2 separate regions of the Homo sapiens genome follow, and region 1 is linked to region 2. A link is an interaction called in ENCODE POLR2A ChIA-PET data of the cell type or tissue named here. Cell type or tissue: HepG2. All regions are shown on one strand. Each heading gives the region's core, and the rest is flanking DNA. Links, peaks and the distances in the headings are about the cores only.

Region 1 (11,125 bases), core at 1,047-9,046, 110 kb after region 2:
GCCAACATTGTGAAACCCCATCTCTACTAAAAATACAAAAATTACCCAGGCGTGGTGACGCACGCATGTAATCCCTTGGGAGGCTGAGGCACGAGAATTGCTTGAACCCGGGAGGCAGAGGCTGCAGTGAGCTGAGATCGCACCACTGCATTCTAGCCTGGGTGACAGACTGAGACTCCATCTCAAAAAAAAAAAAAAAAAAGTTGTGGCCCGGAGATATCCATCACAAATTGCTTTTCATATATGACAAGAAAATTTCAAAAATTGTCTCCATCAATATATGAATTTTCTCTTTGAAGTTTTGTGTCCTACTGTGTGTGTTTATTGTAGACAGGACAAGCAATTTCCATCATTGAAACCAGAAAACATCTTTGGAATTTTAAACTCAGTGTTGCTGTATTTTGGGGATTACATAAAAGCATTGATAAAATAAGTTGTGCTTTAAATGGAAGATTTAAATCTGTGAAGCTTTTTAAGATTGTGTTTGTCACGTCTTGGCACACATTTCTTGTTTGTAGAGTCTGGTTATGAAAAGACTCTGGTTTCCATATGTATATTTAAAATACTCTGAGTCATGGATTCAAATGAGTAATTGACATAATATGTCCATCAGATTCCTGCTTTGTCATACCGTCACATAAGGGGAGTACATTTATTTTAGTAATTGTAATAGTAAACACAGTTAATTAGCAAAATGGTATTCATTTTAAATACCTTTCCCCGGTGTCTTTTATAACTTTCCAGAAATTGCTTTATTGGAATGAAAATGTGTTTGATTTCACAGGAGGCTTAGGAAAAGGGCCACATGTGTATGAACACAGGCGTATGTATACAGTGCTGGGAGTGGTGTATACATAGGTGTTTAGAGATTAGAAGCTCCATGTCTCTATTTCTTCCTCCTTTTTGCTAAGTCTCAACTCAGAATCTGAAACCACATTGATTGTAAGATGTACAATTACATGTGCCACCAAAAAAGAAAAAAAATTGATTGTAACCGGGTGTGGTGGCTCATACGTGTAATCTCAGTACTTTGGGAGGCTGAGGTGGGTGGATCGCTTGACTCAGGAGTTTGAAACCAGCCTGGGCAACATAGTGAGAACCTATTTCCCCTAAAGATAGAAAAATAAGCCAGGCATGATGGCACGCACCTGTGGTCTCAGCTACTTGGGAGGCTGAGGTGGGAGGATCGCTTGAGCCCTGGAGACGCACTGCTGTACTCCAGCCTGGGTGACGGAGTGAGACTGTGTCTCAAAAACAAAAAAACAAAAAAACCAAAAAAATGCAGTTGTAAGATTTACAATTACGTGCACCACCAAAAGAGAAAAAATGCTATGAATCAAATAATGTTGATGCTTTCTAATTATCTATAACCTTTACTTATAACATTGAAAGAGCCACTTATTTAAGTATAGATTTTTTGCATGTGTTATTCTTGTATATACATAATTTAAAAGTATAAGAAAAATAGATTAAGGAATTCTTAACATTTCTTCACAGTCAGTGTCCATCTCTTCTGAATCATCCGTTTGACACAGAATCAACAATATTTGTATTTTCACATAATGAGTAATCAAAGTGTTGACAAGGCAGCTTTTCTGGAAGAGGGCTCTGTAAGTTTTTTTAAACAGCTATATTAAGATAGAATTCACATACCATATAATTTGCCCCTTTAAAGTGTAAATATCAGTGGTTTTGGGTATATTCAGTTATTCATTTTGTAAATTTGGCAAAATACACATTATAAAATTTGCCATTTTAACCATTTTAACTATTGAGTGGATAAATTCTCTTTCAAAACTCTTTAGAGACAGATGCGTAGGATATTAATATGTACAAAGAACAACAAAATATTGAAATAATTTCATCATAATATTAGGGAGATTTTAGAATGTATAAAAATATAAAAATTCCATGTTACTATGTATAGGATCCTATTTTACCTATCTTTTATATATAGTACAAATTTAAGTGGAATCAAAATGTGTAATCCTAGTATGCCCATATAAAAGGGTAGCCAATATACAATGCCTTGTCTTTGAAAATTTCAAATGTGCATCATAATATCACATTAAAAGTCTTTGAATGTGCCTAGACATGGAAATGCAAAATAAGAAAAATGAAATTATTCCCTTGTTTTGTATGTATCTTTTTTTTTTTTTTTGAGACGTGGTCGTGCTCTGTCGCCCAGGCTGGAGTGCAATGGCACAATCTCGGCTCACTGCAACCTCCGCCTCCCTGTTCAAATGATTCTCCTGCCTCAGCCTTCCCAATAGCTTACAGGCGCACACCACCACGCCTGGCTAATTTTTGTGTTTTCAGTAGAGATGGGGTTTCACTACAGTGGCCAGGCTGGTTTCCAACTCCTGACCTCAGGCGATCCGCCTGCCTCGGCCTCCCGAAGTGCTGGGATTACAGGCGTGAGCCACCATGCCCGGCCGTGTGTATCATTTTTTTCCCTTGAGGGTGAGATTAAAATGTCTAGACCTTTAGATGTGGAATTCCCACCTCCATTTACGAAAAGTGATTACACATTGGGCAATAAATTAAATCTATTTATTGTGTTTCAGTTTGAAATTTAATTGTGCATGTCTCTGGTAGGGTATTTTTTTGCTGTTTAAATCTCTGCTCCAAATATGAGCCAGGAACACTGTAGCTCAGTTTTAAAATTAGTAGAAACTGCATGTTACATGAATGGAACATTCTTTTTTGTTGTTGTTCTTTTTGAGACAGGGTCTTGTTCTATCACCCATGCTGGAGTGCAGTGGTGCAATCATAGCTCACTACAGCCTCGAGCTCCTGGGCTCAAGTGATCCTCCCACCTCAGCCTCCTGAGTAGCTGGGACTACAGGCACACACCACTGCACCCAGCTAATTTCTGTATTTTTTTGTAGAGATGGGATTTTGCCATGTTGCCCAGGCCGGGGATGGGACATTCCTTTCACTATTCCCTACCCCCCCATATTTCTTCAGAACTTAATAATAGTTTTGTTCCTTATCAAGAACCAAGTTCATTGGTAGCCTCCCAGAAAACTGGATTCAGTTCTAAAATGAAGAGATGGCTGGAAAACTTATCGAATGCATTTAAAAATTGGTCACCTTTTCCTCCATTTAAGAAAAGTCTCAAAATCACTTCATTATGTATAGTGTTCTTTTCTCCACCTTGCTTATCTCTGAAACACTCTTTCTCGGCTTTGGATTTAAAATTTGGTAAGAATTATTGTATCTCTCTTTGACTCTGAATATTCTTGTTGCTTTGTAAGATGTATATGTCTAAATTTCATCTCTTCACTTCACATCATGAAATCTTCCTTCTCTAGTCTTCTGTTTTAAGTCTCAGTTTGACTGTTGATAGAATGTTTCCAGTATTAACTTATAAGCTATGACTATGAGTTGATAACTGTTGTTTTAACAAAGATACAAAATTTATTCAAATAAATCTGCTTTAGTCTCCTGGGAAAGCTGGATATATATTTCTGTGATGTTGGGCTGAGAATTCTGAACTGCATTTTTATTTTTATTTTTTTATTTTTGTTTATTTTTCAAGATGGAGTTTTGCTCTGTTGCCCAGGCTGGAATGAAGTGGTGCGATCTTGGCTCGCTGCAACCTCTGTCCCCAGGTTAAAGCGATTCTCCTGCCTCAGCCTTCTGAGTAGCTGGGATTATAGGCGCCCGCCACCATGCCCAGCTAATTTTTGTATTTTTAATAGAGACGGGGTTTCACCATGTTGGCCAGGCTGGCCTCTAATTCCTGACCTCAGGAAATCCACACTCCTCGGCCTCCCGAAGTACTAGGATTACAGGCGTGAGCCATTGGGCAGGGCCGGAATGGCGTTTTTAAATTGAAATTAACTGCTGGATGCGTTCTTACTTTCTTACTAGGTAGAGTACAACATCTTTCCTTTTGCTTAGTTTATATTGTTAAAAGTATATATTTGGCATTCTGGGGTCAGAGCATTTTGCTTTGCAGCTTTTTTTTTTTTTTTTTTAACTTTTCCCACTAAAGGTTTTAAGATTACTGTAAATGTGATAAGATGAACACACACAAAAAACCTGTGAGAACCAGGATTCTCCGGGGATTTGACTGTATATTTGGAATGCTGTGAAAGGCACTGGTGGCTGTCCTAGTTCGTTTAGAGTTGCTGTATCAGAATACCTGAAACTGGATAGTTTATAAAGTAAAGAGGTTTATTTAGCACATGATTCTGGGGGTTGGAAAGTTCAGGACTGAGCATTTGCATCTGGGGAGGGCCTTAGACTGTTTTAACTCATGTTGGAAAACAGAAGTGGAAATGATGTGTGCAAAGAAACCACATGGCCAGAGAGAGAAACCAAGGAAGCCAGACTCTTCTGAACAACCCACCCTCTTGGGAATGAATCCATTCCGTGAGAGTGAGAACTCACTCCCGTGGGAAGGCATTAATCTATTCATGAGAGCTCCACCCCCATGACCCAGACACCTCCCAGTAGGCCCATAGGCCCCACCTCCCACCGCTGCCACAGTGGGGATCAAATTTTAACATGAGTTTTGGTGGGGACAGACCAAACCACAGCAGTGGTCTTGCCAGCGTGTACATGATAATGGCATTTCCCCCCCTATCCTGGGAAAGGAATTACTGCACGGACCTTAGAAAGCAGATAAACCACTCTGTAAGAAATTAGGTATTTTCTTCTTAGAATCAATTCAGTTCAGTGTTACTGTTCTCTTTTATGTGTTAGACCCTGTGTTAGATACTGTGGAGTGACAGCAAAGCAATGTAAAACCTCCCTCGACTATTGAAACAGCCACCAAAGAGGTCAACTTCCTGCCTCCTGCCTCTCTCCATTCCTTCTCATTTTCTACTCCCGTGCCAGAGTTTATAGCTTTCCAAAAAAAAAAAAAAAAAAAGTAGTAGTGTTTGGCTCCTCATTGCCTCCAGGGCAAAGTCCAAATTCCTTAACATTGCATAGAAGACCTTTTCTCATCGGGCTCTAGTCTCCTCTTGTTCCTGAACCAAACCTTCCATAGAAACACATTTCCCTGAATGCATTCTGCCTCTCAAACATGTCTTTACACATGTTCTTTCTATAGAATGATCTACTCCCTAGTTACTCCTTCTTGTCTTCCCATCACAGTGTCTTCATAACGCTATTCACATTATTTATTTCCTTGTCTTTGCTGCTGCCAAAGATGAAAGGAGGGATCTCAATCATTTCCATTCCAGGGCCTGGCACAAAGCGCTTATTAAATGTTGTTTTCAGTGAATGATGCAGAGTAACCTCCTTAAAGGATCTTATAATTTAATGAGGAGGGAAGATGATCAGAGGGCCGAAAGTCACTAACATGTGTCTGAATGGAAATAGTGTATTATTCAGCTAAATTCTGCAGTTTCCCTTGACCAGACATAGAACAAATATAAATCTGTCCAGTTTTAGTTGCCCCATAGCTTAGTGTTTGGTGACATTTCTCAGTGCACTGTGGTGCTATTTTGTATGCTGCTGTTCTTTGTCAATGAAGCTCCAAGCAGAGGGCTTGTGAATACGGAGCTAAGGTTTGTTGCAATGGGGAAGAAATATGAGTCAATTAGTGATGAAAATGAGAAAATGCACTGTTCGATATCATAGGCATGATCTTGTCAAATTGAAAAAAGTTCTCTTTACACTGTGAGACCATTCTGTCTTTTGTTATTATATGCATACTTCTCTCTCTTTGATTAGAGTCATTTTTTTTCCCTCCCAGCCAGTTAACATGTTCATAAACAGAGGTCCTTCTAACTCAGTTACCTTTTGTAATGCCCATAGGAAAATGCTCATTTTGGGGTTAAAATCTTATCGTCTCCCCTGCTTCCATCTCAGTTTCTTTACCTTACCAGAAAATTAGGTAATTATCTGTTAGATTTAAAATGTGAGGATCAGATTTAACTCCTGAAATAAGGAGAAGGGTGTAGATGATTTTGTTTATTCTTATAGCAAATTTAGCTTTATTGTAGAATTACTTTATAATAATTTACTAATTGGGATTTTTTTCTCCGTTTTATGTGTTTTCAATAAAAGCAGTTCTTGATGTTGACAGTGAAAATTTTGCTGGTGGCTAACTTGGGTTTTGTCTGTTGAAAAAGATCTTCATTTTTCTCTTGATTCTTAAAAGCTATTTTTGCTGGGTAGAGAATTCTAGGTTAGCAGTTATTTTCTTGAAGATATTTCTGTCTTCAAATCTTCACTGTGGCATTTCAGAAGTTGGTCACTCGTACTTGGAAAGTAATCTTTCCTTTTTCTGTGGCTGCATTCAATATTTTTATCTTTGTATTTCACTTTCTGCAGTTTCACTGTGAAGTAACCAGGTGTGTATTTCTTTTCATTTATCCTGTTTGGGCTTTTTGAAGTGCATTACTGTCTTCGAAGCCATTCATTACTGTCTTTGTTTTGTGTTGCTATAACACAATACCACAGGCTGGGTAACTTATAAATAAAAGAAGTTTATTTCTTACAGTTCTCGAGGCTGGGTAGTCCAATATCAGGGTGCTAGCATCTGGCAAGGGCCTTCTTGTGGCGTCATTCCATAGTGAAAGATGGAAGGGCAAGAGAACATGTGTGAGAGAGAGAGCAAGAGATTGAACTCACAGCCTCGAGCCCTTTTTTAATGTCATCAATCCATTCATGCGAGTAGAGCCTTCATGACCTAAATATCTCCCATGAGGTCCACCTCCCAGCACAGTTGCATTGAAGATGAAGTTTCCAACATTTACTCCTTGGGGTGCACATTCAAGCCACTGCAATCACTGTTGAAAATTCGGAGCCGTGACCTCTTTCACTGTTGTTTTTGCCTCATTCCCTCTCTCTCCCCTCTTTTTGGTACTCAGTGAAGCTCAAGTTAGAGTTTATGATTGCAATGGTTCATTCTGCTTTCCTTTTAAAATTTCTTAAGGTAGAAGCTTAGATGCCTGATTTGCAACTTTTTTCTTTTCTAATAAAAACATTTAATCTTATAAATTTCATTCTAAGTTTAGCTGAATCTCACAAACTTTTTTTTTTTTCTTTCAGTTCAAAATATTCTCTAATTTCCTTTGAGACCTTCCCTGTCACCCATGGATTATTTAGAAGTGTGATGTCTACTATCCAAGTGTTTGAAGATTTTCCTGTTATTTTTTCACATTGCTTTCTAGTTTAATTCCATTATGGTCAGGAACATACATCGTATGACTCTAGTCCCTTTCAGTTTGCTACGATTTCTATTATAAATGTTCCATTTTGTACTTGAAAAGAATATGTACACTGTTGTGGTTGAATGGAGTATTCTATAAATGTCAGTTTGATCCCGTTAGTTAATGGTGTTCAGTTCTTCTATATATATCCTTGCTGACTCTGTCTACTAGCTCTGTCAATTGCTGATTAGAGTTTTTACGTCTCCAGCTGTAATTTTAGATTTGCCTCTTTCAATTCTGTCAGTTTTTGCTTTATGTATTTTGATGCTCTATTGTTAGGTACAAACACATATAGGATTGTTATATCTTCTTGGTGAATTGACCCTTTTATTATTATGTACTGTCTTTCTTTATCTCCCACACTTTTCTTTCTCTGAAGTTGAATATTAATATAGCCATTCAGGCTTTCTTATGATTAGTGTTTGCATGGCATATCTTTTCCTCCCATGTGAGTTGCAATTTCGCTGGTTCTTTATATGCTGAGTAATTTTGGATTTTATCCTTGACATTTTGGTTATTATGTTCTGAGACTCTGTGTCTTGTGTAAATACTGTGGAGAATATTGACGCATTTGTTTAGCAGGCATTGACCTAGTTGAGCTCAGGGCATGTGTTCTGTTCTAACTAGCCTTTTGCGGGTTGTGGTTTCAATGTCACTTGTTTTCAAAACCTTTGCAGTGCTATTTGTTACCTGTCTGTATTTTACCAGGTGGCCACCTGGAGCCTGGTTGGTGGTTTACCCCATGATTTAGGCGTCCTGGTCATTTGTAGGTGAAAGTTGTTCACAGTAGACCAAGGTTTGAGATTTTCTTGGTCACTCAGCTGAGGTGAAGCTGGGCTGCTGTCTGAACTTGTACCCTCAAGGTGCTGCCCCTTTGAAGGTTAGCCCACACTGATAGGTAATGCCCCAGGACCCCATTCTTGGAAGTTAAAGGACTCCAGCCCTCATCCTCCAGACTCTAAAAGGACTCCTTTCAGCAAATGTGACCCTAGGGCCAAAAAAGCAGCTGGACATCTGGGTTTTCTCCAGGCTCAGGCACTGATCTCAGGCTTCTAGACTTCAGAACTGTGAGACGATACATTTCTGTTGTTTAAGCCACTGAGCAGATGGTACTTTGTTATGGCAGCCCTAGCAAACTAATGCTAAGTGCGCAATTCTCATCTCCCCCAGGCCCCCGTGGCTAAGTTGAGATCTTTAAGAAAACATATTCTTTTAGGTCCTTAAATTTAACTTCGAGTACCTAGTCCATTGCCTGTGCATAGGAAGTAGGCACTTGATAAATACTCACTGGTGTTTCTGCTGTGATGGAAAATTTATGTCCCTGAAAAACCATACATTCTGCACAACAATACACTAAAAATAATAAGTGTCTTGTGGGAAAAGTAAGATTATAGCTGGTCTCTCAAAATCATTGCAACTTGGTAACTACTAGCAAAAACCATAATTGCTACCTTAAGAGATTATCTGGACCACCCAAGCAGGCATCTCAGTGTGGCTGGATGTTGCTAAAATGGATACTAAAATATACAAAAAAACAGTCCGCCTGCGGTGGCTCACGCCTGTAATCCCAGCACTTTAGGAGGCTGAGGTGGGTGGATCACCTGAGGTCAGCAGTTCAAGACCAGCCTGGCCAACATGGTGAAACCCCGTCTCTACTAAAAATACAAAAATTAGCCGGACATGGTGGCGCATGCCTGTAATCCCAGCTACTCGGGAGGCTGAGGCAAGAGAATCTCTTGAACCTGGGAGGCGGAGGTTGCAGTGAGCCGAGATCGCGCCATTGCACTCTAGCCTGGGTGACAGAGTGAGACTCCATCTCAAAAGTAAAATAAAATAAAATAAAATAAAATAAACAAAAACAGCAACATGGAAACCTGGCAATGCTTGAATTGGTACATGGGCGGTGGATGTTGAGACAGTGCACACAGAAGTGGAACTCTGAGCCCTGGGCCTCCTGTGATAGTGGCCATTGATGGAGCCAGTGCAGGTAGCCAAACTGAGGGAGCCTCTGGCTGGCTGTGGGTGCGCTGTCTGGGGAGTGGGACCCAGCTGTAGGCTGTTTGACAGCGTGGCATAAAATAATTTTTTGCATGAAACTTTTAGTCATGAAACTGCAAAACTGCTTGGGACTTGGGTGCCATTTCTAAAGGGCTCTGACAATTTGGCAATGATTTAATGTCATTATAGGGTGGTTGCTTTGTTCTTAAAATACAGCTTCTTGCTAAGGCCAAGTTAGGTGACAGTTTTTTTTTTTTTCCTTTTCTTGCCTAAGATTTTCATTTCACTCCCTCCACTTTTTTGCTTAGGAAACTCTCAAATGAATCAGTGTGACTTCCATGCTATAAGATGTCACTGCTACTTACCAATCAAACATGAGCTCATCTGTGTTACAGAAGCAGAACAGAACAGATGGTATTTGAATTAAGTTGAATTCCCTTTTGTACTGCTTATATTCATTTGTTAGTCTCCTGGGCTTATGATAAATTCAAGTGACTTCAGATGTATTGAGTTAGCCAGAGCTGTATATTTAAAATTACCTGTGGAGTTATTTAAAATTACCTGTGGAGTTATTTAAAATTTAAGTTGATATATATTGCCCTAAACTTGTTCAAAATTTGAATTAATTCATTGAAACATTCAAAAATTGAGTGTTTTCAATTAATAGAGACATTCTCTTTGTGATATAGAAAGCTATTCGTTGTTCTTGTTGACTTTTCTTTCTTACAGAAGAGGTTGTTTATAAATTTTTAGTGTGATCCTAATTGTATTTCTAATATTTTTGGTTTGGTTCCCTAAAATAGTTAAGGTCACTTTTAGGTAACAATTAGCGGACTTTAATTTTGACCATATATAGTTACACACACATCACGCACACACACAAATACAGTTTCAAATAATTTCTTTTAATTGATTTCAGTCTTGTTAATCTTGTGCGTAAATTTCAACTGAGCTATTAATGACACCTACGACTGACTTTCATTATTTGTTAGTTTTGAAAATTCAAATTAATATATTACAACATAGAAAGTCTATCAAATCTTGAACATTTAGATTGTAAAGCTTTTTGTTTTAGCAAATTTACTTATGATCAATTTATAATTGAAGAATTGGCTTCTAATCCCATATATAGTTTTTTAAAATTGAAATTATATATATATAGAAAAGTGCATATATAGAGTGCCATACTTTGTCATAGGTTAAGTTTTCTAAATAAGGAAAGTGTCTTAAAGAGAAACTCTTTATACAAGGAGGAAAGTAGTCATAAACTATTCTTAGTTTGGCATAAAATGATTTTTTTTTTTTGCATGGAAATTATAGGCGTAAAACTGCAAAAATTGCTTAGGACTTGGGTGCCATTTCTATAGGACTCTGGCAATTTGGCAATAATGTAATGTCATTATAGAGTGGTTGCTTTGTTGCATTTTATTGACTTTTTAGTGATAAATTCCAGGAGAATCTTTATTTTCCAGGATAAAACTCAATGTGGCGTTAATCCTTTCCATTTTCTCACCTCCTTTGTGTAGCTAGAGCTGAAAGCAAAGTAGGAGAGTGGCTTTGAAAAGGAAGGAAAATAAATTTGACAATGATCAAAAACGCCAGGCTGAAGGCAGCTTTTAATGTGATTAACCAGTTTGTAATTCATTTTTGGGAAACATTTCCAGAATATAACAATTTCAGAGAACACGAAACCTTCTTATAATTCTGGAAGTGGGAAGGAGAGAGGAACAGTGTGTGTTTTTGTGTGTGGCTTGCATTCTCTCCTCCGTTTTTGGAGCAGCGTGAGATTATTGCAATGCTACATTTCCTCCCTCTGCGCCCTCCTACCCCATCAATGTCTCATGGGTGGTGTGATATAGGCTATGGGAGTGAAGACCACTGGTGTTAGTCTGTGTATAGTTCCTGGGGTGTGGCGAGTACCAGCTCTGACAGCGGAAGAGAACTATACT
Region 2 (11,125 bases), core at 1,391-9,390:
AAACTTGAAGAACCAATGAACAAAGGTACTGACTTGGGCCAGGTGCAGTGGCTCATATCTGTAATCCAAGCACTTTGGGAGGCTGAAGTGGGAGGATCACTTGAGCCCAGGACTTCGAGACAAGCCTGGGCAATGTAGCAAGACACCTGTCTTTCTAAAATGCAAAAAACTTAGCTGGGTGTGGTGGTGTGTGCCTGTAGCCCCAGCTCCTTTGGGAGGCTGAGGTGAGAGGTCATCTGAGCCCAGAAAGTCGAGGCTGTAGTGAGCTGTGATTGTGCCACTGCACTCCAGCCTGGATGGTGGGAGTAAGACCTATCTCAAAACAAAAAGGGGCAGGGTACTGACTTGGACTGTGTATAACTCAGTGCTTTTCTTTTTTTTTTTTTTTTAATTAGAGAAGGGATCTCTTGCCTAGGCTGGAGCGTAGTGGTGCAATCATAACTCGCTGCTGCAGCCTCAACCTACTGGGCTCAAGTGATCCTCCTGCCTTAGCCTCCTGAGTAGCTGGGACTGCAGTTGTACAGCAACCACCTGGCTATATATTTTTTTCATTTATTTGTAGAGATGGGGTCTCACTGTGTTGCCCCAAGTCTTGAACTCCTGGTCTCAAATAATCCTCCCAAACTGCTGGGATTACGGGCATGAGCCTCTGCCTGGCTGTCAACACTTTCTTAAGTAAAGAACGACAGGGCACCCAGCTCTCCTGGTCGCTGCCAACAGCCATGTGAAGGGAAAGAAGCGGAATCCGAGCTGTGACCAGAGAAGCCTGGAGAAGCAACAGGGATCTGCTCTGCCGCTGGGTTTGCAGAATGTCCCTACACGAAGTGATCTGCTAGCTCTATAACCTTCAACCCTCTCCCTAAAGATACCTCAAGGAGTGGGGAGGACCCTGTCTCATCTGCAGCTGAGCTTTCTCGGCTTCAAGCCATTTCCTGTGATATTTGGTTTGAAGGAAGGTGGCAAATGCCTTTTTTTTTTTTTTTTTTTTTTTTTTTGAGACAGTCTCGCTCTGTTGCCCAGGCTGGAGTGCAGTGGCACCATCTCAGCTCACTGCAACCTCTGCCTCCCGGGTTCAAGCGATTCCAGTGCCTCAGCCTCCCGAGTAGCTGAGATTACAGGCGCCCACCACCACGCCCAGCTAATTTTTGTATTTTTAGTAGAGACGGGGTTTCACCATGTTGACCAAGCTGGTCTCGAACTCCTGACCTTGTGATCCACCCACCTCAGCCTCCCAAAGTGCTGGAATTACAGGCATGAGCCACCGCGCCGAGTTTCTAATAGCCATGGCTTCCAGGTTGTGGCAGAAGGATGAGCAGTTCCCTTGGCAATGGTCTTAGAGCTGAGTGCTGTCTTGGGTTTTCCCAGAGGCAGGATTGCAGCCCCTTGTACCAAACTGGCCTCTTCCTCATGCATGCTCAGTCTCATTAACTGAGATAATTGTGCCATTGGCAACATGTGAAGCGTAGCAACAAGGTGGCAGCTAGAGCAGGTATTTCAGAAGTGGCCTCTATTGTTTCTGTTGCATGAAATGGGCTTTCCTCCTTTCTAACATCTCACCCCATGTGTTAAGTGCCACCCATAGTGGTGGCCTGCCTTCCCTCCCTCCCCTCCCCTCCCCTACCTCCCCTCCCCTCCCCTACCTCCCCTCCCCTCCCCTACCTCCCCTCCCCTCCCCTACCTCCCCTCCCCTCCCCTACCTCCCCTCCCCTTCCCTACCTCCCCTCCCCTCTTTCCTTTGAAACAGGGTCTCTCTTTGTTATCCAGGCTGGATTGCAGTGGCGTGATCTCTGCTCACTGCAGCCTCCACCTCCTGGGCTCAAGCGATTCTCCCTCCTCAGCCTCCCAAGTAGCTGGGACTACAGGTGCACACCACCACAACTGGCTAGTTTTTTTGTTTTTGTTTTTGTTTTTTGTTTTTTTTTGAGATAGGGTCTTGCTCTGTCACCCAGACTGGAGTGCAGTGGTGCGATCTCAGCTCACTGTAACCTCTGCCTCCCAGTTTCAAGTGATTCTCCTGCCTCAGCCTCCCAAGTAGCTTGGACTACAGGCACATGCCACCATCCCTGGCTAATTTTTTTTTTTTTTTGTATATTTTTAGTAGAGACGGGGTTTTGCCACATTGGCCAAGGATGATCTCAAACTCCTGACCTCAGAGGATCTGCCCACCTTGGCCTCCCAAGGTGCTGGGATTACAGGTGTGAGCCACTGCACTGGCCATGGTGGTGATCTCATGCTTTCCTAATTAGACCTTGTTACAGATTATTGGCTGCAAAGCTTGGACGCAGGAGTCAAATCTGATGTCCTGGTTCTGATACTTCACAGTTATGGGAACTTTGGGAAATGATGTCTGAGATGGCTCCTTCACCTGCAAAATGGGGATATTTTTACCTTAGTATTAGATGAAACTTCATTTAATCCTAAATGTCTAAAATTCTGGGCACATAATAAATGTTTTGGGCCAGGTGCAGTGGCTCATGTGCATAATTCCAGTGATTTGAGAGGTGGAGGCAGGAGGATCACTTGAGGTCAGGAGTTCAAGAACAGCGTGGGCAACACAGCAAGACCGCATCTCTGAAAAATGAAAACATTAGCTGAGTATGGTGGTGCATATCTGTAGTCCCAGCTACTTGGGGGGCTGAGGTGAGAGGATTGCTTGAGCCCAGTAGTTTGAGGCTGCAGTGAGCTATGATTGTATCACTGCACCCCAACCTGGGTGACAGAGTAAGACCCCATCTCTACAAAAAATTTAAAAAATTAGTGAAGTGTGGTAGCTTGTTCCTGTGGTCCCAGCTACTCAGGAAGCTGAGGTGGGAGGATCATTTGAGCCCAGGAGGTCAAGGCTGCAGTGAGTTATGATTGCTCCGCTGCACTTCAGCCTGGGCAACAATGAGACTCTGTCTCTCTCTCTTTTTTTTTTTTTTTTTTTTTTTTTTTAAAAGGCCAGGTGCAGTGGCTCACACATGTAATCCTAGCACTTTGGGAGGCCAAGACGGTGGATCATGAGGTCAAGAGTTTGAGACCATCCTGGCCAACATGGCAAAACCCCGTCTCTACTAAAAATACAAAAGTTAGCTGGGGGGTGTGGTGGTGTGAGCCTTTAGTTCCAGCTACTTGGGAGGCTGAGACAGGAGAATCACTTGAACCCGGGAGGCGGAGGTTGCAGTGAGCTGGGATCGACCCACTGCACTCCAGCCTGGCAACAGAGTGAGACTCTGTCTCAAAAAAAAAAAAAAATCCCTTTTGGCCATTGCTCCTTAAATAGGCCCATAATTCTTGTCTACTCCAGACTTATAAATGCCCTATGTCTCAACTCTTGGAGACCTAGAAATAGAATCTCATTTAAACCCAAATTTTGGTTCAACTGATGATCCTCTTGACATTGGTTATTCTGGTGACTAGGAATCTAGTTTTCAAGATGTTAAAAGGATACTGTGATCAATAGCAATGATTTTTTCTTTTCTTTTTTTCTTTTCTTTTTGAGACAGGGTCTCTGTCACCCATGCTGGAGTGCAGTGGCACAATCATGGCTCACTGCAGCCTTGATTTCTGGGGCTCAGGCGATCCTCCCACCGAGTATCTGGGACTATAGGTGCCCATCACGATGCCGGATTAATTTTTAATTTTTTTAATCTTTTTTGGTAGAGATAGGGTCTCACCATTTTGCTGAGGCTGGTCTCAAACTCCTGCCTCAAGCTTCTGCCTTGGCCTCCCAAAGCGTTGAGACTATAGGTGTGAGCCACTGTGCCTGGCCAATTTAGTCTTAAAAAGCAACGCTTCCTTATGGGGCAGAATTTGAGATTACTTAAAAGTAAGCCATGCATGGTGGCTCACTCCTGTAATCCCAGCACTTTGGGGGACCGAGGCGGGTGGGCCACCTGAGGTCAGGAGTTTGAGACCAGCTCAGCAATATGATGAAACCCCATCTCTACCAAAAAAAGAAAAAAAATACAAAAATTAGCTGGGCGTGGTGGCAGGTGCCTGTAATCCCAGCTACGTGGGAGGCTGAGGCAGGAGAATTGCTTGAACCGAGAGGTGGAGGTTGCAGTGAGCTGAGATCGCACCACTGCACTCCAGCCTGGGCTACAAGAATGAAACTCTGTCTCAAAAAAAAAAAAAAAAAAAAAAAAAAAAGGACACATGTGGATCGGACACCAGTGTTTCCTAGCCTGATCTCCCAGTGCTGAGGCTGTCTTGCAATGTTGTTCTCTTCCCTTCCCAGGTATACTGAGTTCTGATGTGTTGCTAGGAGTAAAGCTACCTCGAGCTTGAAGTTGTATTGAAGAAATCTAAAGCCTGAGATAGTCTTAAGCCAACTTGTGTGAGGGCTCCCTGGGCAGCAACCAAAGGACTCTGGATTCACTGAGGTCCCTTTGTCCACATTGGTTGGGGAGGAGGTCAACATGACTCACAATGATTGAGAGCTTCGTGAATGTTTAAACCAGGTGTCACCCTCCACCTCTCTGGCTTTGAGATCGGAGAGTGGGAGAGATTGGTCAATTCCAGGAACTAATTTGCATTTCCCAGGATCAGATTTGCAGACAAGGTATATAGGCTATTCTTTCCCAGGCTGTGGAGGAAACTAATGCTTTAAAGCAGGCAGAGCCACCAGGATCTGAAACCCAGAGGGATGGTGTGGGCTGTTGGTTTCCTCTGCTCTGAGGCTCAGCTGACATGCTCTCCTGTAGCTCCTGTCTTGCTGTGGGTGGCTGGAGCTTGATTTTAGGGACTTGTCCCTGGCGCAGTGACTACTGTTGCCAGCAGTGCCTCTGATACTAACTCTGTTGTTCTATCTCCAACTCCCTCCTTTGTCCTGGTTCTTTGCTAATTCTTCATTCTCTCAGGCCCTAATGTGAGCATCCTCAAGACTCGATCCTTGTTCTGATCTTGCATAGAGCTTGTCTCTCTTCTTACAACATCAGTCTTGGCCCTAAATTACTTTTTTTGAGACAGAGTCTCACTCTGTTGCCCAGGCTGGAGTGTAGTGGCTTGATCTAGGCTCACTGCAACCTCTGCCTCCCAGATTCAAGCGATTCTCCTGCCTCGGCCTCTCAAGTAGTTGGGATTACAGGCACATGTGCCACCACACCTGGCTAATCTTTGTATTTTTAGTAGAGACAGGGTTTTGCCATGTTGGCCAGGTTGGTCTCGAACTCCTGACCTCAGGTGATCCACCCGTCTTGGCCTCCCAAAGTGATGGGATTATAGGCATGAGCCACTGTGCCCAGCCAGCTCTAAATTCTCTGATGCAAATCTCCAAGTTGTCTGCACTGCCCCTTTCAAATTGATATGTCTGAATTAGTCTTTTCTACCAAAACTATTCTTGGCTGCTATTCACTGAAGACAAGAGTCAGTTGACTTTCTTTATCCAATTTTCTCTTTTCTATAATGTAGTCTGGACCATCTCGTATGGTCAGAAACAGATGAATATTACATACCTGTAAGAAATATTCCCTGCTGCCTTGTGAACATTCAAAGTTGGGGCCAGGTGCAGTGGCTCATGCCTCTAATCCCAATGCTTTGGGAGGCTGAGGGGGAGGATTGCTTTAGCCCAGGGGTTTGAAACCAGCCTGGGCAACATAGTGAGATCCCATCTCTACAAAAAATACAAATTAGCCAGCCTTGGTGACTTGTGCCTGTAGTCCTAGCTGCTCAGGAGGCTGAGGCAGGAGGATCACTTGAGCTCAAGAGGTTGAGGCTGCAGTAAGCCATGATTACACTATTTATTGCACTCCAGCCTGGGCAACGGAGCAAGACTGTCTCAAAAGCAAAACAAAAACACAAAAGCAAACTCCCTCCAATTTAAAAAAAGTTCAAACTTGGCCTGATTTGAATAACCACCTCTAACTGAGGGCCAACTCCCTGTCTCGTATCACACAGTACCCTCCCTTGACAAATATTTGAGTACCTACTTTGTCATGTGTTGTGAAAGAGGTAAGAAATCCCTGCCTAAGACACAGTACTGTTACCATGGGGAGTAGGAGGAGAGGAAGTTGGACAAACAAGAAAATATCAGGCAGTGGTTAAAGCTGAGAAGAAAATAAGACTGGGAAGACAGTTAAAAGGGCTTTCAGAGATGTTTAAGCAGAGACTGAATGAAGAGGAGCCAAGTGTGCAGAGATCCTGGGCAGAGCAGCTACTTCAAAGGCCCGAGTACAATGAACCTGGAACACTTGATAATGAAGCCCAGGGGTCTAGAACACAATGATCAAGGAAAGAGTTGTTGGAGGTGAAGTGGGCTGGGGCCAGTGCAGAAAGTGAATTTTCTTCTAAACTCATTGGGTAGCCAGGAGAGTTTTTTTAAGCAGGAGAGTTAGATCAGATTCTCCTTGATTTTTTCTTTTTTTTGTTTGTTTGTTTTGGAGACAGGGTCTGGCTCTGCTGTCCAGGCTGGAGTGCAGTGGTGCAATCGTGGCTCACTGCAGCCTTGACTTCCTGGGCTCCAGAAATCCTCCCACCTCAGCCTCAAGTAGCTGGGACTACAGGTATGTGCCACCATGCCCAGCTTATTTTTATATTTTTTGTAGAGACGGGGGTCTTGCTTTGTTGCCCAAGCTGGTCTTGAACACCTGGCCTTAAGCAAGTCTCCACCTTAACCTCTCAAGTTGTTGAGATTACAGGCATGAGCCACTGTGCCTGACTAATCAGATTTTTTTCTTTTTTTTTTTTTTTTTTTTTTTTTTTTGAGTTGGAGTCTCGCTCTGTTGCCCAGGCTGGAGTGTAGTGGTGCGATCTTGGCTCACGGCAACCTCCGCCCCCTGGGTTCAAGCGATTCTCCTGTCTCAGCCTCCTGAGTAGCTGGGACTACAGGTGCCTGCCACTACGCCTGGCTAATTTTGTACTTTTAGTAGAGACAGGGTTTCGCCATGTTGGTCTGGCTGGTCTCGAACTCCTGACCTCAGGTGATCCACAATCACATGTACTCTGTGCAAAGAACAGATTGGAATAAGGCAATGGGAGAAGCAGGGAGACCAGCTGGAAGGCAACTGCAGTAGTGTGGGTAAGAGGTGATAGTGGTCTGGACTGGGGTGGAGGCAGTCTACTGAAGGATTCTCAGTGACTTGTGCTTGAGACTGTCCTGACCCCATGTGCTGGTGCATTGGGTGTGGGGTTTTCCTGTTGCAGCCTTGGCGGGTCTCCTCACCACCCTGTACATATGCCTGATTTATAACTCCTCAGACACACCGTGTGAAAGCCTTCTTTTCTTTTTCTTTTTGAGACGGAATCTTACTCTGTTGCCCAGGCTCGAGTACAGTGGCGCAATCTCAGCTCACTGCAACCTCCGCCTCCCGGATTCAAGTGATCCTCCTGCTTCAGCCTCCCAAATAGCTGGAATTATAGGTGTCCGCCACCATGCCTGACTAATTTTTGTATTTCTAGTAGAGATGGGGTTTCCCCATGTTGCCCAGGCTGATCTCGAACTCCTGGCCTCAAGTGATCCATCTGCCTCAGCCTTCCAAAGTGCTGGGATTATAGGTGTGAGCCACTGCACCTGGCATGAAAGGCTTCTATATATGACAACCAGCCCATCTGCCTCATTTGAGGACCCAGTTGAAGCCAAAGCACTTTTAAAAGCTTTCCTTTACTGCTATGCCCAGCATTGGTGGTCTTGGTGCTCCCACAGTGTTCACAGCCTACTGAGCTGGTGTGGTGATGCTTATAGAAGCTGACTTCAGGTTCATGCCTGTAATCCCAGCACTTTGGGAGGCTGAGGTGGGTGGATCACAAGGTCAGGAGTTCAAGACCAGCCTGGCCAACGTGGTGAAAAGCCGACTCTACAAAAACAAACAAAACCAAAAATAAGCCAGGTGTGGCCGGGCACGGTGGCTCACGCCTGTAATCCCAGCACTTTGGGAGGCCGAGGTGGGTGGATCACGAGGTCAGGAGATAGAGACCATCCTGGCTAACACGGTGAAACCCCGTCTCTACTAAAAATACAAAAAAATTTGCTGAGCGTGGTGGCAGGTGCCTGTAGTCCCAGCTACTCGGGAGGCTGAGGTAGGAGAATGGCGTGAACCCGGGAGGCGGAGCTTGCAGTGAGCCAAGATTGCGCCACCGCACTCCAGCCTGGGTGACAGAGTGAGACTCTGTCTCAAAAAATAAATAAATAAAATAAATAAAAAGTGAGTCATGTGTGGTGGCTCATGCCTGTAGTCCCAGCTACTCAAGAGGCTGAGGTGGGTGAATCACTTGAGTCCAGGAGGTCAAGGTTGCAGTGAGCCGTGATTGTGCCAATGCACTCCAGCCCGGGTGACAGAGTGAGACTCTGATGCCAACAAGCAGGTCTTGCAGAAATAGGACATGGAGCTGAGAAGTCCAGACTGTTGTTCTTGCTGCCAGGTTGAGCCCAAGGGTTGGGGACGGGGAGTCTGTGCTGTGTATATGGGTTCTAACTCTCACTCAGCTTCTCTGGTCCCAAAAAATAAAAAATGCTGGCTGGGAGCGGTGGCTCATGCCTGTAATCCCAGCACTTTGGGAGGCCGAGGTGGGCGGATCACAAGGTCAGGAGTTCAAGACCAGCCTGGCCAACGTGGTGAAACCCCGTCTCTACTAAAAAGACAAAAATTAGCCGGGCGTGGTGGCAGGCGCCTATAGTCCCAGCTACCTGGGAGGCTGAGGCAGGAGAACCACTTGAACCCGGGAGGCGGAGGTTGCAGTGAACTGATATCCCCCCACTGCACTCAAGTCTGGGCAACAGAGCGAGACTCTGTCTCAAAAAAAAAAAAAAAAAAAAAAAAAAAAAAAAAAAAAAAAGCTAGCTTCCTGGGTCTGCCCTTTGCTCCACTGTGAGCCCTTTAAGGGTTAGAGCCTTATGATACTGACATAATAACCCACACAATGGGCACTGAAAATTTCTTTGTTGCTGTCCAACCTGCAGGTAACTTACTACTTCCAGTCAATATGCCGACCTTAGATGCTCCAGAAGAGAGGCGGAGAAAATTTAAGTACCGAGGCAAAGATGTGTCTGTGAGTATGAAGCACCCACCTGCTTCTATTGGGGACCAGTGCAATCTGCATAAAAAGCGGGGTGAAGAGACCAGGCGCGGTGGCTCATGCCTGTAATCCCAACACTTTGAGAGGCTGAGACGGGCAGATCACAAGGTCAGGAGGTTAAGACGATCCTGGCCAACATGGTGTAACCCCGTCTCTACTAAAAATACAAAAATGACCTGGGTGTGGTGGCTTGTACTTGTAATCCCAGCTACTTGGGAGGCTGAGGCAGGAGAATTGCTTGAACCTGGGAGGCAGAGGTTGCAGTGAGCTGAGATCAGGCCACTGCACTCCAGCCTGGGCGACAAGAGAGAAACTCCATCTCAAAAAAAAAATAGCGGGGGGCAGGGAGGTGGTGGAGAGATGGGTTGAAAAGGCAAATATAGCAAAAGATTCTTTAGATAGATGACTAGGTGTTTCCCTGAATTATCCTTCCAACTTTTCTGTATGTTTGCTATTTTCATCATAAAATATTAAAGGTGGAGAAGACAAAAGCATGTGGACTTAGGAGCCAGACAACTGTGGAATCAAATCAAAGTTTCCGTGGAATCTTGCAATTATTTAATTTCAGAACCCCAGTTTCTTCATCCATAAAACAGGGCTGCTTAGCTGGGCATGGTAGCTCATGCCTGTGTTCCCAGTACTTTGGGGGAGGCCAAGGTGGGAGGATCGCTTGAAGATAGGAGTTCTAGACCAGCCTGGGTAACATACCAAGACCTCCAACTCTACAAAAACAAAAAATCGGCCAGGTGTGGTGGTGTGTGCCTGTAGTCTCAGATACTCTGGTGGCTGAGGCAGGAGGATTGCTTGAGCCCAGGAGTTCAAGGCTGCAGTGAACTGTGATTGTGCCACTGCACTCCAATCTGGGTGACAGAGCCAGACCCTGTCTCTAAAACAAAACCAAATAAAAAACCAGGCTGGGCTGGGCATGATGGCTCACACCTGTAATTCCAGCACTTTGGGAGGCCAAAGTGATCACTTGAGGTCAGGAGTTCGAGACCAGCCTGGCCAACATGGTGAAACCCTGTCTGTACTAAGAATACAAAAAATTAGATGTGCATGGTGGCGGGGGCCTGTAATCCCAGCTACTTGGGAGGCTGAAGCAGGAGAACTGCTTGAACCTGGGAGGTGGAGGTTGCAGTGAGTCGAGATTGTGCCACTGCACTCCATCCAGGCGACAGTGTGAGACTTCGTCTGAAAAAAATAAAAAACCAGGCTGCTATTTATCTCCGAGGAGCTGGATTGCTTCCTCAAGGGCCAGTATACAGGTGTTTACAGCTGCTCACGTCAATGAGGCTTACCAAGGAGCTAAAACGTTAGCATATAGGTATGGCCAACAGGCATGCCTTGTAGAAATAGGACTTGGAACTGAGAAGTCCAGGCTGTTCTTGCTTCCAGGTTGAGCCCAAGGGCTGGGGACGGGGGGTGTGTGCTGTGTATATGGATTCTAACATTCACTCGGCTTCTTTGGTCACATAGTTTTGTGTTGCAAGCTCTGTCCTCCATCTCTGTATCTTTTTATTTTTGAGATGAAGACTTGCTTCATAGTCCAGGCTGGAGTGCAGCAGTGTGATCTTGGCTCACTGCAACCTCTGCCTCCCAGGTTCAAGCGATTCTCCTGCCTCAGCCTCCCAAGTAGCTGGGATTACAGGTGTGCACAATTACGCCTGGCTAATTTTTTGTATTTTTAGTGGAGACAGGGTTTTGCCATGTTGGCCAGGCTGGTCTCAAACTCCTGGCCTCAAGTGATCTGCCTGTCTTGGCCTCCCAAAGTGCTGGGATTACTGGCATGAGCCACTGCTCCCAGCCCCCCATCTCTGTATCTTGACTGGCATCGTATAAGTTTAGCTCCACCTTGGGAATCCAGAAGCCTGATTAGGAGAACGAGGGAAGCACAGGGTCACAGCAGCCTGGTTAGGCCACCATCAGGAACAAAATCACTTTTTTTTTTTTTTTTTTTTTTTTTGAGATGGAGTCTTGCTCTGTCACCAGGCTGGAGTGCAATGGCGTGATCTTGGCTCACTGCAACCTCTGCCTCCTGGGTTCAAGCAATTCTCCTGCCTCAGCCTACCATGGTGTGTACCACCATGCCCGGCTAATTTTTTTTTTTGCATTTTGGTAGAGATGGGGTTTCAAC

What was found. ChIA-PET counts read pairs that join two places held together with the same protein. Peaks named below come from ENCODE experiments on the same cell type or tissue, not always from the same donor. Only the 100,000 strongest peaks of a DNase experiment are listed, where the experiment ranks them.
Region 1: POLR2A ChIA-PET joins it to region 2 with 31 read pairs; 6 of 35 experiments call an interaction of 5 or more read pairs at or near these places.

The regions. Positions count from the first base shown.
Region 1 is chr7:99,092,970-99,104,094 of GRCh38, reverse strand. All of the region lies in intron 1 of SMURF1 (SMAD specific E3 ubiquitin protein ligase 1), which reads left to right. Among named protein-coding and RNA genes, the nearest start is that of SMURF1, 46 kb to the left of the region's middle. RefSeq lists enhancers at 374-1,573, 4,015-4,868, 4,869-5,723. In HepG2, for the core only: no CTCF peak of the experiment used is centred there; DNase peaks (open chromatin) are centred at 4,474, 4,914, 5,464 and 7,794; H3K4me3 peaks cover 2,306 bases.
Region 2 is chr7:99,205,240-99,216,364 of GRCh38, reverse strand. KPNA7 (karyopherin subunit alpha 7) reads left to right here and starts at 8,250. Exons shown (of 11, transcript NM_001145715.3): 1 at 8,250-8,337; 2 at 8,876-8,964. The coding sequence starts at 8,899. RefSeq lists an enhancer at 2,785-3,079 and a silencer at 2,785-3,079. In HepG2, for the core only: no CTCF peak of the experiment used is centred there; DNase peaks (open chromatin) are centred at 2,914, 4,434, 5,914 and 8,194; H3K4me3 peaks cover 1,093 bases.